Linked DNA regions of Mus musculus: region 1 is linked to region 2. The links are chromatin loops, found by intact Hi-C in ENCODE. Cell type or tissue: left cerebral cortex. All regions are shown on one strand. Links, peaks and the distances in the headings refer to the core of each region. The heading gives the core; the rest is flanking DNA.

What was found. Peaks named below come from ENCODE experiments on the same cell type or tissue, not always from the same donor. Only the 100,000 strongest peaks of a DNase experiment are listed, where the experiment ranks them.
Region 1: a loop joins it to region 2, with 4 times the contacts of the local background. A loop is called at or near these places in 14 of 42 quality-filtered maps.

The regions. Positions count from the first base shown.
Region 1 is chr5:105,680,409-105,688,111 of GRCm38, reverse strand. No RefSeq gene overlaps it. Among named protein-coding and RNA genes, the nearest start is that of Lrrc8d, 16 kb to the left of the region's middle. In left cerebral cortex, for the core only: a CTCF peak has its summit at 3,099 (motif pointing left); a DNase peak (open chromatin) is centred at 3,085.
Region 2 is chr5:105,396,307-105,404,009 of GRCm38, reverse strand. It overlaps Gm26519 (predicted gene, 26519), which reads right to left and starts at 2,784. Exons shown (of 3, transcript NR_166586.1): 1 at 2,383-2,784; 2 at 1,905-2,193. In left cerebral cortex, for the core only: a CTCF peak has its summit at 3,850 (motif pointing left); DNase peaks (open chromatin) are centred at 3,436 and 3,835; H3K4me3 peaks cover 642 bases; H3K27ac peaks cover 1,035 bases.

The DNA.
Region 1 (7,703 bases), core at 1,698-4,197, 280 kb before region 2:
TTATTTTATTTTTATTTTTTGGCTCTTTTACTTTGATTTTGAGAAAGGATTTTGCTATATAGCTTCAGTCTGGCAATCCTCCTGCCTCGGCTTCAACTTATCTGCATTATCTTATTTACTCACTAGCAGTCCTAAGTGCAAGTCCTGGGTAGAGCACTTGTTATCTGTGTCAGGCAAAGGACCCTCCCCTGGTTAAATTATAATTAACTCCGGGTGCTAGGACGGAAAGCTGTAAACAAGGCTGCTCTGACAGCAGACATTGGCTGTCTTGAAGTTTTGGAGGTGAAGTCCAAGATCAACCTGCTAGAAGGCTCACTGTCTTGTGACATCTTTACCCTTAGGTTGCTGTTGTTTGCTTTTCCCTGTGTCCCCACATGGCCTTTGACCATGAGGCATTCTGCGATGCCTCATCTTAGGGCACTAGTCCTACCCTAACCGCCTTATTTAGCCTCAGTTATTCTGATAGAGATTCCTTCTCCAAAGCTGCTACACCACGCTGGGGATTAGGGCTTCATGTATGAACTGGGGGCGGGGCACAGACATTTAGCATTATGAGTAGGTTCTTCAGCAGTAAAATGGAAATGACTGGTGCTTGACATTGGGGAGAGCTCAATAACATGAGCAACGTGCTCAGGAGAGGCCCGGCCCGGAGCACCATCCGCACGGTCTCCAGGGTGGCCTTGGTATCAGTCCACCTGGAAACTCGCTGACTCTCGGTAGCATCATTAGCAAGGGGCTAAGGTGGCCCAGCAGACGCTTTGTGAAATCTACAGCCTGGCTTTGTCCCATCATCCTTCAGGGCTTCCCAAGGCCTTTTTACAGACACAACACACAATGTGGAGATCAAACATGGACTTCCCGTATGCTAAGCAAGCACTCTATTGACCAAGCTACATCCTCGCACAATGTACCAATGATAAGATCCAGAGTCATTTGAATTCTCCCAAGAGTGGGATGGAATCATTTCTTCTTTCTTGCTAACAGTTAAACACACCGACATAGGGATCTTGAGATGGCTCCGTCGTAACCATTACAGGTTCAGTTTCAGGAACTGGATGTGGCTTTTGATTATTTTTCTTTAACGTTAGGGATCCAAACCAGGACACACACCAGGCACCTGCTTTGTCAGTGAACCCACTTCCATATGCATTCTGATTCTCCAGGGTCTAGCATAGCATCAGTCACATCCAAGGACGAAAAGAAATATGTGTCCAGTTCAACAACACTAGATCGACAGGGAAAATGAAGGTGGTGAAATAGCTATGACGTCACAGCTCCTCTGGGGGTCCCACCCTGACTCCTGACCACAGGGTGGCACACTTTCCGTGCTTATATAAATCAAGATAGTTCAGCTTTTAAAAAGGGAATCCTGTATCCTAGGCTGGCTCTAGACTCACTACACAGCCAAAAATGGCGTTGGTTTTTTGTTTTCCTGTTTCTACCTCCTAAGTGCTAGGATTATAGGCTTTCACCTAAATCGGGGTGGGGGTGGGGGTGGTTAGAGCCTTGTGCCCTCTAGGCGAGCCACCTTTCAACCGCATCCCCAGTCCTACAGCTGCCACTTTTGAGAAACAAATGTGTAGAAATGAAGCATCCTGAGAAAATGTTTGAAGTAGCAGTAACAAATGCAAATCTGGGTGGATGGCGTAATACAGAAGTGTGAACTCATTCAAATGAATGCAAGCAGAGGCACCCGGACTCAGAGCTCACCAGCTACCCACACCGTAATCATGATAACCACTCAGGATGCTTAATAAATGAACCGGATATTAACCCAGCCTTGGGATCACACTGTGTATAGGGCTTGGCGCCTACAAATAGGACTTGAGGTGTTTCTGACCCCTGCAAAGAATTATGAGCCAGTGTGAGGCAGCATTTAGGAGCTCCCCTTGCAGCATAGGAAGCCCTAGGAGTCAGGGTCAATACAGAGTCCTCTAAAGACACACAGAGGAGTGCTAAGAAGACCTTGGGTGGGGTGGCCGTGGGGTGGGGGAGGGGAGCTCACTGGCCTCAGAAATGGCAAGAGAAGGGGGAAGGCACTTCCAGTTAGCAAGTGTGGAATGGAGCAAGAGAGAAATCCAGAAAGGTATTTGTGACTGTGACTGCAGGGAGACTGGCCAGCCAGGAGTCAAGGATGCGGAACAAGGGAGTTTCGATGTAAGAATCTTTTTTTTTTTTTTTTTTTTTTTTTTTTTTTTTTTTTCTCGAGACAGGGTTTCTCTGTGTAGCCCTGGCTATCCTGGAACTCACTCTGTAGACCAGACTGGCCTCGAACTCAGAAATCCGCCTGCCTCTGCCTCTCAAGTGCTGGGATTAAAGGCATGTGCCACCACTGCCTGGCTCGATGTAAGAATCTTAAAGAGTTCTGCAAATGAAGACACTGACTCAAACATCAACTATCCATGCCATTTGAAGAAGGCAGACAGTAAAATGCTCCTGTACTTAGGACTTTGAAAACATCGCCATCGCTCGCTTTTAGTATAACTTCAGTTTCTTCCTTCCCCCACCCCCCACCTCCGGTCCCACTCGTTCCGGCCCAAAGATTTTTTAAAATTTTATTTATTTATTTATTTATTTATTTATTTATGAATGATATGTAAGTACATTGTAGCTGTCTTCAGACCCACCAGAAGAGGGCCTCAGATCTCATTACAGATGGTTGTGAGCCAATGTGGTTGCTGGAATTTGAACTCGGACTTCTGGAAGAGCAGTCAGTGCTCTTAACCGCTGAGCCATCTCTTCAGCCCAGTTTCTTAATCTATAAAGCGGAGATAATTATACCAGTCCTGTTTTACTGAGATCTGAGACTAAATGGGAAAGGTCATTCCATTACTAGGGTGGGGCTGGTGTGGGGCTGGTGTGGAGCTGGGGTAAGGGTGGGGTGGGGATGGGGGTGGGGTGGTGATGAGGTGGGGGTGGGTGAGTGGCGAGCACTGGTTCGTAACCCATCAAGCAGCCCGTGACATTTGGCCTGGAGATGCTATCTGTAGATTTTTATTGCTCATTTCCTGTTTCATCCTTGCGTTGCCAGGTGTCTAGCTGCACTGGCAGGCTTTCTGGGCGTCTCTGCAGCCAGCCTTCTCGTGGTGCGCCCTCTAGTGTTGAATGCTTCAATGACTTAATCTAAATGTAAATGTGAGCGTGAAGACTCTGATTTACAAGGAAACTGTCCTTAGGAGTGCTAAATAATAATAATGGTGGTAATAATAATAATAATAATAATAATAATATTTTTAAAAGCTCTGTTTTATACATAATATGAAAGACAGCATTTTGGGGCAGGGTATCATGTAATCCACACAGAAGACCTTGAACTTCCTGCCTCCATCTCCCAAGTGTTGGGAGGACAGGCTTACCCCACCACGCCTGGCTTTTGGGAGTCTGGGAGTGGAACCCAGTGTTCCATGCATGCTAGACAGTTACCCTGCCAACTGAGCTACATCCCTAGCCCCACAAAACGGCTTCTTGTTGTTGCTGTTGTTTATTTATTTTTGTTTTTGTTGTTTGTAGGCAGGGTCTCACTGTGTATTCCTGCTGGCTTGTAACTCCCTTTGTATACCTGAATGACCTGGACCTAACAGTGACCAACCTGCTTCTGTCTCCTAAGTGCTGGGCATAAAGACTTGTGTCAGCACACCCAGTTGTTGCTGGCTTTGTTTTGTTGTTTGCTTGTAAATAAGGTCTCACAGCTTATCTCTAACAGGCCTGGAGCTTGTAGAGATTCTCTTGGCTCTGTCTCCTAGGTGCTAGGGTGAAAGGCAGGCACACCACACCCAGGGAGGTCAGCTCACTTGGTGTTGCTCATGTGTTTATTGGTGCTGGAATCTCCCTGACATATTTAACCTGTCTAGACCTCTGTTTCCTCATCTGTCAGGGTAAGGTCTCCTGGGTCACAGCCCTTGTTTGTCTTCATAGTCATCATGATTGGCTTTAGGATCACCATGGAAACAGACCTCTGGGGCAGCGGATTTGTTTTTCAGAGAGTTTAACTGAGGAGAAACTCAGCTGGGGTTCCAGGACCAGTGAACCTGAGGCTGTGAGGGGAATCTTGGTACTTCTCTCTGCCTGCTTCCTCACCAGCCTCAGGACCAGCTGCTTCTCACAGTGTCCCCCCACCCTTCCCCCACCGCCAGGTCACGCACTGTTCTCTCCAGCACCAGCCGGAGGAAACCCTTTCTTCCTTAAGTTAGTTTCATCAGGCATTTTGCAAAAGCAATAGAAGAAGTAATTACATTTTGAGAGCAAAAAACAAAAACAATCGGTTAAAATGTTCTCAAAAGCTGTTAAGGCGCTACAGAAATACGAGGTGAGGAAATAGATCATGCGCTAGTCTAATTTTTCTGAACAGTGTATAGGAAACAGACATGTCTTAATTTTGTCTTTTCTTAAGCAGAAGAGGCCTACGTCAACATTATTGTGGATATTAATAAGAAATATATAGGACAGTGGTTCTCAGCCTTCCTAACAATGCAACCCTTTAATACAGTCCCTCATGTTGTGACCACCAAACATAAAATTATTTTTTGTTGCTACTTCATAGCTAGTTTTGTTACTGTTGTGAATTGTAATGTAAATATCTGTGTTTTCCAATGGTCTTAGGTGACCAATGGTCTTCATACCCCCATGAAAAGGTCGTTCCTCCCCAAATTTGTTGATACCTACAGGTTAGAACCACTGATGTAGAAGCTGTAGTCAGGAGACAGCTCAGTAGACAAGCTCAAGTGTGAACTTGAGTTCAAATTGCCAACACCCACAGGAGAAGCTGAGTGCGGTGGCGCCTGTGCCTGTGACCCAGTGTGTCAAGGGCAGAGAGACAGGAGGACCATGGAGTTTGAAGCTGCTAGGCCAGCATAGTTCAGGGAGGGAGGAGACCTGGGAGAAGCAATGGGGAGAGTAATACTACTCAGACATGAGAGTGCACACTTGAACACACTCGCACACACACACACATATACCATATTACAAACTCACACACACATGCACACATATCTGTGCATATACCGCATCACACATACATACATGCATACATATATGCATATGCCACATTACACATATGGGTATGCATATATCACATAATGCATACATGTGCATATACCACATCTTACACACATGTGTGGATATTCCACATTATACACACATGTGCATACATATCTCTGTATATACCACATTACATATATATGTGTATTACCACATTATACACACATTTGTGCATATACCACATCTGTGTATATACCATACCACACACACACACACATATGTGGGTATGCTACATTACACATATGTGTGTACATATATCACATTATGCATACATGTGTGTATATACCACATCTCACACACACATTTTTATACACATGTGTGTGCACATACCACATTACACACACATACATGCACACACATGTGCATTGCCACATTATACACACATTTGTGCATATACCACACACACACACACAAAACCTGAAAACAAATTCTAATTTGTAGCCTAGTGAAGCTGTTCAAGCCCCGCCGTCAAAGCCAGAAAGCTGTTGGTGATTGAAATAGTCTTGTTCAATTTGGCTGCCCAGCTGTGTCTTCTGTCTCTGGTGAAGGTTTGCATAAACAACAGAGAAGAGTGCCTCAAGGGGTTAGCAGTCTCGTCCACAGTACTTACAGAGCAGATGGAGAAGAGCCTTCTGCATCTCTGGGGTACCTCATGGCCTGGTTCTTGTCTATATTTTGAAAAATCAGTTTCCAACCTGTGCTGACCGAAGGGAAGGGCCCAGGTTTCGGAAAAATGCTGATGAGAGCCTCTGACCCCCACCCTTCTTTCTATTGTTGTCTCCCTGGCTACGGTGAGGTGCAGCATCTGAAGTGGTGATGAGCTGGCTCATTCCGCCCACATTTCTCTTTTTAAACCTGAGGATTCCCAGCAGCAAACTACTTAGCATGAGATGCATTCATTTCGAGCCTTAGTGACCAAACGGTGGCATTTGATGACTGCGCAGCGGTGAAGTTCCTGGGACACGGGAGCAGAAAAGTGAACACACTTTGCTCAGGCTTCCCACGGCACAAAGAAGTCCCCGGGAACATGCTGACTGAAGCGTCATGTCTCGCTCTACAGTCCCTAGCCCCCAAGAATCCTTATTCCAGTGTGGCTTATGGGAAATCCTCAAGAATTGTAATTTCTGACTGTTTCCTTTCTTTTGAGACAGAGTATCCATATCCCAAGCTGGCCCTGAACCTACTGCATAGTGGATGATGCTATGGTTGTGGTACGCAGGACGGAACCCAAGGCTCCCTGCATGCCAGGCAAACACTCTAGCAGCTGAACTGACATAACACCCCAGCCTGTCTGCTACTGTCAGTAGAACAAGTATAACCCATCTTTTCAAAGTGGATGCATATGTTTACTGAGTTAGGGTCTCATCCAGGCACTCGCTGGCTCCAAATCATCCTCCTGCGCTAGGATTAAGGCCAGTGCCACCGTGACCGGCTCTCATAGCATACTTTTCCCTCTTGAGACAGTTCAATATAGCCCAGGTTAGCCTTGAACTTGCTATGTCTCTGATGATGACCTTCAATCCCAGGTCCTCTTGCTCTTCTTCAGTGCTTGATTGCATATGTATATCCCATGCCTGATGTATGAGTTTCTAAGGGTAGGCCCTTAGACGTCATGCACACCAGGAAGGGCTGTGCTATATGAGGTGCATCCTCAGCCCCGTGATCCTTTCTAGGGACATCAAGTTGGAGTCATGAGAATTAAATCATAAATATGGCCAGGTGTAGTGAGCCATGGCTTTGATCCCAGCACTTGGGAGGCAGAGGCAGGCAGATGTAAGACCTGATCTCAAAAACAAACAAAACCTCAAACCAACCAAACAACCAACTATAAAACACATATAAATATGGTTTGGTTTACACAAAGGCTCTGGAGATGGAGCAGGTTATATGGAGTTCGTGCTAGGTCCAGGTCACACCCAGTAAATACCTGTGGCTTTGGCTACAGGAGTGGTCTGTGCAGTGTGTTTTTATGCAGTAAGCAAAGCCAGAGTGAAGAAATCTGGGCTGTATCTTTGCTTGTTCCTTCCACTGTTTACTCTACCATACATAAACTGGCTTTGATCTTCAGCCACACAGTCCCCATCAGGAAGCCCCAAACACAGGGAGCAGACTGGACCAGGTTCTCTAAGCCTATGACAGCTGCCTTAGCCCAGCTCACTTGTGACCCTCCAGTATCTCCTTTCATACTGCAGGAGACAAATATGATAGTACCTTGTGGGCTCTAAGGAAAAGGGATATTTACTAATATGTGCTAGCCTCATGGTGGTCCTTCTAGACCATGAATGCGTGAAGTTTCCTACTCCAGAACAAAGTTGCCTAAACTAGTGTGCATGGAACCCCTGGAGCAGCTTATCATATGACGTACTGAAGCCAGTAGACTGCCTTCCTATGTCCCAAAGACCTCCCACCAGGCTCTACTTCCCAAGAGCCACTGCCTTCTCAATAGCACCATTGTGAAGACCAAGCCTTAAGCACGAAGTCTTAGGGGAGATATTAAGAATACAAACTACAGCAGTAATTATCCCAGCCCAGAGGAATAATAAAAAGTGTGAATCATTCAGACTTAGCCCACTATGGTTAGGAAGGCCGAAGGAAAGAGGGCTGTGTTTAGCTTTGGCTCCGACAGCAGTTCCACCCTTCAGCTGCCAGGGTAACCTCTGACCCCT
Region 2 (7,703 bases), core at 2,334-4,833:
TTTCTAAATGTATTCCATTGACAGTAGGTTTTATCCTTGGTGGCTTCTTGCTCTTCAATGCCCAAAGAACTCCAGATAGTCAGCTCTCAGCAGAATGATCAGACTCCCTGTGTTTTATCTTATTTGTTCTTTTGCTATCTACCGGGGTTCTAAACTCAGTTTCCTCACTTCAGAAAGTATCACTGAAAATCACTCAATAGTTGATAAAGTCAACAAATAGCCTTGAAAACCCAGTTAACATCTACTATCTCCTAGGTGGAGTATAAGCTTATATGACAAGTGGTAGCACATATTCTCCAACCCCCCACATACACATGTGCATACAAATGCACGTGCGCGCGCGCACGCACACACACACACACACGTGCATACACACAAGCACACCCTTACAAACATGCACAGAAATATATGTCCACACAGAGACTCACACAAACAAGTATGCATACACACAAGCACACACAGAAAAATATGCACACATATAGGGACATGACACATGTCTACACACAAATGCACACAATATGCACACAGATGTACACTCATGCATGTCGTGCATACATATATACATACACACACACATACACATGAGTATGCATATGTGCATACATAGGTACACATATACATCATCGTATGTCCCAGGAAGCTGTCCCTTGAAAGTGAAAATGGAATGGCCTTATAGCTCTGAATAAGTGAAATTCATTTTAGTTTTGTTAGTACTTATCTTTCATATGACAGATGATATGAAGCACTTCTTTTCCAAGCCCATTGGCATTGATAAATAGATACATAATTATTGGCTTAGAAAGAAGCGAAGATATCACCAACCACCCCCTTTAGGGGAATTATTTATATGAGAGCTAGAAACCAAGAATTATAGAATAGAGTTAATACTGATTATTTAGTTCATGCAAGGGCAATTCATAGAATGCTTTCTAATTATAAACTATTTAAGTATACATATTTATGTGTGTTGGGGGTGCCAGTGCATTCACATGGGTGTCAGTGGATAACCTGCAGGGAGTTGGTCCCTCTACTCCTTCATGTGGGTCACAGGGACCAAACTCGGGTCATCAGGCTGACCTTCACCCACTGAGCCCTCTAACTGGCCTAATAAATAGATTTAAACATTGAATTTGTGCATTAACTTAGAGCTAAGACAGTCACCATCACATCTACCAAGAGTTATCTAAATGGGACACTTCAGGGGTCATCTGTTTTGACTGAGTGCTAAATTTGGGTCATTTTTTTCTTTTTGGTAGTGTTATCATTTGGGTGGGGAACGTCCGCCGTGGGCTCATGTGTTTGAACTCTGTTCCTCTAGTGGTGGCACTGGTCCAGATGGTTATGGAACCGTTCGGAACCATGACTTGAGGCAGGTCGGCCATTGTTCTTTACTAGATAGCAGAGTCCTATTTCCTGTCTGTTCTCTCTTTGCTGACTATAAAAGCAATTTTCATATGTGTGTCTATGTGTATGTGTGTATATGTGTGTGCATATGTGTTTGTGTGTGTGGTGCATGTGTAGGTATGATGTGCACATATGTGTTTGTGTGTATATGTATGTGTGTGGTATGTATGTGTGTGTGGTGTGTGTGCATGTGTTTGTGTGTATGTATATGTGATTATATATACATATATATATACATATACATATATATATATATACATATATATATATAGTGTGTGTGTGTGTGTGTGTGTGTGTGTGGTGTGTGTATGTGTGTGTGTGCGTGCACTTGCACACATTTCTTGGAGCCTGTGTGGAGGTCAGAGGTCTTTTAGTTGTTTCTCTTCTACTTGTTGATGTGAGCTGCTCAAAGTGACTCCATTTTATTCTAGTTTCGGCTAACTTCTGGCTGAAAAGCTTCCCAGTGCCCTCCCACTCCCCAACCCCCCCCCCCCACTAACCACATCCTGGTGGCAGAACGGTCTCATGCAGTCACACCTGCAGCTTCCGGTCTCATGCAGTCACACCTGCAGCTTCCGGTCTCATGCAGTCACACCTGCAGCTTCCGGTCTCATGCAGTCACACCTGCAGCTTCCGGTCTCATGCAGTCACACCTGCAGCTTCCGGTCTCATGCAGTCACACCTGCAGCTTCCGGTCTCATGCAGTCACACCTGCAGCTTCCGGTCTCATGCAGTCACACCTGCAGCTTCCGGTCTCATGCAGTCACACCTGCAGCTTCCGGAGGTCCACTGTTTTACAACACAAAACCAATTTGTTTTAATCAGATGAACTGAAACTTTCAAAACTTCTGCCCCCCACCCCCGGCCCACACCTGGGGTGATGTGATTGTGGGGTTTGGCTTAATAAACCCTACTCTGCTTCTGAGAGTCCTGTCTGTCTTGAGCCCACTGTTTTGAACAAAGGACTCTTAATCTGACCTGCAATGAGTGGTGTTCTCCTGGGTCTTCGGGGCACAGCAGAGGAAGGTCTCTGTTTCAGTTCCTTCTATGTTGCTGTCATCAAAAGCAGGATCAAAAGCAAATTGGGGAGAAAGCTTATTTTAGTTCATAGGTTCATTATCTTGGAAGGCAGGGCAGGAACCTGGAGGCAGGAACTGAGGCAGAAACCACAGAGGAGTGCTGCTTACTGACCTGCTCAGCCTGATTTCTAATAGAACCTTGGACCACCGCTAAGGAGTGGCAGCATCCGCTGTGGCCCCTATCCCATTAACAGTCAAGAGGATGCCTCATGGGCTTGCTCAGAGGGCAGCCAGATTGGTGTAATTTCCCAGTGAGGTGGCCTCCTAGTTTGTGTCAGCTTGACAAAAACTAACCAGTGTAGTCTTCTCCCCCCACCCCCTCACCCGCCCCACTGTGCAGCCTATTCCAGGCTGGCTTGGCCCCTGATCTTTTAGGCCAGTCTCCGGTCTCCGCCTCTCATCTTTCTGTGAGAGATTCAATACAGCAAGAACTTTATACCCACTGAGCCATTGCTCCAATCATCTCTGTGCTTCTTAGAATAAAAAACTGATTTTGGCAGCTTTAAAACTGGTATGAGAAAAGCACATGATTCTAGAAGAAAACAATGCATATTGTTTTGAGAAGAAACACTGGCCTGTTATGCTGCAGCTGTTGCGATGAAGTTATTTCTCCAGATAGCTGGCTTTAAGGCAAAAACAATTTAGACCCTTTTAAATTGAGGGCTTAGTCTTTTGGAAAACTAAAGATTCACTGGGTACAAAGAAAATGATTTATTGTACCAATTATAGCCTACTGGCATATGAAATGCTCGTTTTATGAGCCGGCCCTGCCAAATGTCCGGTTATTTCAGCCACTAAAGTCTATTTTTATGGAAATAGATGTCTGCTCTCATTGGTGCCGCCCCTGGCAATACAGATGGGCTATTTGTCGCTCTGTTCCAGCCTGTAGAAAGCCTGGTTTGATGTTTGAGTTGGATCTGAACCAACTAGCTTGTGATGGATGCCGGCATCTACTTGATCCTCCCTCGTGATCTTCAGCGTTCAGGTCTGCTCTAAGCACGCATACAACGCTGGTCCCTGAAAGCACGGGCTTTCCCATCATGGCCTTGGGCATTTTAAGAACTGCAATGTGAGCTAGCACGGTTGACTGCTTTCAAATACTTCCCAAATGTCATCAGCGTAAATAATCTTTTGTCTCTTATTTATGAAAGGACCACTGAGCTCATAATCAGAGGTCCTTTATGACGCAGTTGTTTTCTGATATGTAATGAATGAATGTAGCCATTCTCTCAGGATGGGGTGAGGGCAATTTTGAAAACATGTTTCTGAATCGATTTCGTTTCACACTAACTTTCTCTTAAGGTCTGACCGCCTCTTGTTTCTCTCCGAGTTTCATTTGTTTTTATAAAGCGCCCTCTTGTGGTTTGAGTGAGAATGGCCGGGGCTCTTAGGTTGGAATACTTGGTCTCTAGTTGGTAGTCGCAAATAACATTGCTATCAAGGCATCACTAGGATTCATTTGTTTCTTGCTTTCCTTAAAAAATATTTTAGATTTATGCCTGTGAGTGTTTTGCTTGCATCTATTATGGGTACCCTGTGTGTGCAGTGCCAGAAGAGGGCGTCAGAGCCTCTGCACCTGGAGTTAAAGATGGTTGTGAACTACCATGTGGATGCTGGAAGCTAGACCTAGGTAAGTCCTCTGCAAGAGCAGTCATTTTTAGTCCCATTTCTTCCTTTCCTTTATTTATCTAACAGATGTCTGTTGACTGCCTGCCATGTGTAAGGGTCTGCCAGGAGCTAGGCACAGGGCACTTAAATGTAAATGACCTAGAGAGAGCATGTATTTGTTTTCTTTGGGGTCATACGATGGCTCTTCATGCCCCCATCATAGTGGTACCACTGTGAAATATTTGCCAAGCCTTCACGTAGTGCTAGGCACTGAGATACTAATCGTTATTTGACTATGAATTTTTCATGATCCTACTTGTGCACGAAGGCACTGGTATGTAAGCACCCATTAAGAGATCTGCCCCCATACAGCTAGCTAACTCTCATTGTTTACACATCTAATACAGCTTTATAAGATTTTAAGTTTCAAAAGGGCCTTGCCTCGGTGTGGCTCAACCTGCTTCCTCTGACAAAATGGTTGAATTTCTCAAAGTCAATGCAGAGCCAAGCTTCTGTGGACCTTTGTTTGTTTGGACTTAGCACGACACACTCTGGTTTCTCAGCAGGTAATGGAGAACCCTCCTGCAGAAGGCTAAGCTACTCACCAGGCAGATCTGGACTCTCCAGGACAGTTTTAGCTCTTGCTCATCTAGGACATAAGTCCAGTCTCTTCTTTCTCCCCAGTGTTTTGGCAGCCTCTGTGTCTCTTGCCAAGTCAGTGTATTCCCTTTACAGTCTCTTGTTTGCACTGTAGCTCTCCCGGCTGGTGTGTCTGCAGATGTGAAGTCTCGAATGGAGTCTCCGTCTTCCCTTCTCCACTTAGTGGTTTATATGTTTCTCAGTGTCATTTCTGGATACGCTTGATGCTTTTCCCCCTCTTGAATGTGCAGACGTTAAATCAGCAGATGTACCAGAAGTTGCTACACGGCTTTGTCAAGCTTTTTCTCTGTCACTTATAGGCAGTTAATATTGGGAAAGTTGTATTAGCTGTATATATCTTAAGTTCCTAACTCAAAAAAAAAAAAAAAAAAAAAAGCAAAATGCCTCTCTTAAGAGGGTGCTGGAAGAATCAAATAAAATAATACAACACTTCCCATGGTAAGACATTGATAACAGTTGGCTTATTATTCCTGGATTGGTAGAGAATGTTAATAACTTCCATCGGCATGTGTTTGTGAGAGGTGGTAGGACCTGCCAGGACCCCATGGGAGAGCTGGAGGGGGGAGGAAGGATAGGGCTCAGGATGGCAGGTGAGCTTATATCTGATACCTGGAGGTCCAAGCAGGAAGTGTGGAAACAGAATTGTTGCTGAGTTCTTGCACTTGGTTAAAATATGAGGCTAAAGAAGTGGGGAAGATTTGTCAAGGCATAAGAAGGCTCATTTTCTTAGAGTGATGTCTGTGTCAGTCCCTCCTCCCCGTCTTCAGAAATGACCACCAAACTGTCCTGGGAAGAAATGGCACCAAGAACTGAAGGATGAGGAGAAACCACGGGAGCAGATGCCACAATTAGGTCATGTGGTGAAGGGCCAGAAGTCAGCGTTGGGATCAGCCCAGAGCAGAGCAGAGAGTGTGAGCCCTGGGCTTGTGGAGTTGGGCTGTGGGCCTGGTTGTGGGGCAGCTGCTGTGAGCAGGGAAGCTATGGAGAACCTGGCTAAGTTGTAAGGCCCTTATAATCAATGAGAACTTAGCTGTGTGTAATCAGATCTCTTATGGGGCTGCCTAATGCACACTACACTCTGCTAATGCTGTCTGTCAGTGTGGCACAGATAACGAGAAATAGATCTGAGGGCGATTTTTAGAGGAAAGGCTTTGCGGCTACAATTCATAGTCATTTTCCTTCGTGATAGAAATGGAATGTTTCATTTACAATCTTGTTTTTATTCACATGGGTAGTCTGAATAATGCTTTCATTAATGTAAATATGTATGGTGTATTTAATACTTATGGTTGGAGAAATGATAGGGAAAACCCCCACAAGTTAAGTTTTGCATCTTGCTGTCAGTATAAATTGTATTTAGAAGGACGGACATTGGTCTGTGGGATTAAACCCCAAGGGAACTTCACCGTACAAGAGCCCATGGTTGTTTTAGGTTGCAAGGCAGAGTTGATTTAGGAATTAGTGTCTTATCTAAATTTTTTATTTTTCCTAAAGGTAGGACTTTCTCTTCCTCTCTTCTCCTTCCCTAGCTGCCCTTAGTTGCATGGCAGGGAAGGACTGTGGGCTACTCCTCACACCTAACTATTCACCTCTCTCCAAAGTTCATAAATGACTGGCACTTCATGTTCTTGCTGGGCCTGGCTGATAGCCAGGGGTGTCTGGCTATCCCAGGCTATGGAGGCTCCCTGGCTAGTCCTTTTCACCTCTTCTCCTCTAATGTGGCATGCTCCTCACTCTTGACTGCTGCCACTCTCCCTTGGCGTCTGGATTTCTGGATTCTGTTGGAATCTTCTTTCCCTCTCACCCAAAGCCTTAGTTGATCTTGAAGGACCTCTGCATGTCAGCCCAAGTACATTGATTCTTGCTATCTCTCTCTTTCTCTATGTAACATCATTATCTATCTATCTATCTATCTATCTATCTATCTATCTATCTATCTATCTATCTATCTACCTTTATATCTACCTATATCCATCAATTTATTTACTGGTATGGTCTCTTTATGTATTTCAGGCTAACCTCAGACTTGTGATTCTCCTGACTCATCTTCCTGGGTGCTGGGATCACTGGTGTGCAGCACTATGCTTGGCAACCATTTTACTTTTAGAATTATTGGATCTGGGGCTGGTGTGATGGCTCAGTGGGTAAAAGCCCTTGCTGCCAACCCTGACAACCTGAGTTGAATCCAGGGTACCCACAAGTGGAGGAAGAGAACAACTCCGTAGAACTAACTTCACCACATTGTTCTCTTGTGTGCACACAGAGGCACATAAAAGAGTAAAGCACTCACTGGATCTTTAGTTTTGGAGAATAAGCACACACACAATTTTCTTTGTATTTCTTGTGTCTAACTAACTTAGTGTGTCTAATTCTGGGACAGTTGAACAAATGTTTGCCAAACTAAACAGAAACAGAGAGAGTTCTTGGACTCTGTAATGTCTTAGGAATATAGTCTTTTTCCCTGGCTTGTTATCACTAAAAGATAAAACGTCATTATAACTACTCAAAAAGCCAAAAACTAACTAGTGACTGTGATTTAAGAACCACTCAGGAAACCAAGTGGCACGAGTCCTTTATCTTGTCACACCAGTCTCTGGAAATACCAAGATCAGAATGACTTAGGGGCACATTTGTCCTCATAGTGATCAGGGGGTGACATTTGCCCACGTTGTAGCTCTTCAAAGGTCTTCATTTAATAAATGCATATACGAAGAAAATGCACTGCTGACCATGACTTATGTGCCTGCCTTTCAATCCCAGGATTCAGAGGTAGAGGCAGGAGGATAATTAGCCCACCACCAGCCTGAGTTACATAGTGAGATTTGGATTCAAAAATAAAGAAAAAATGTCAAGCCAAGGGGGAACTCAAAAAAATACTTTAAACATTATTTTCTTATGTGTATAGGTGTTCTGGCTATATGCACACCACATGTATGCCTGGTGCTCATGGAA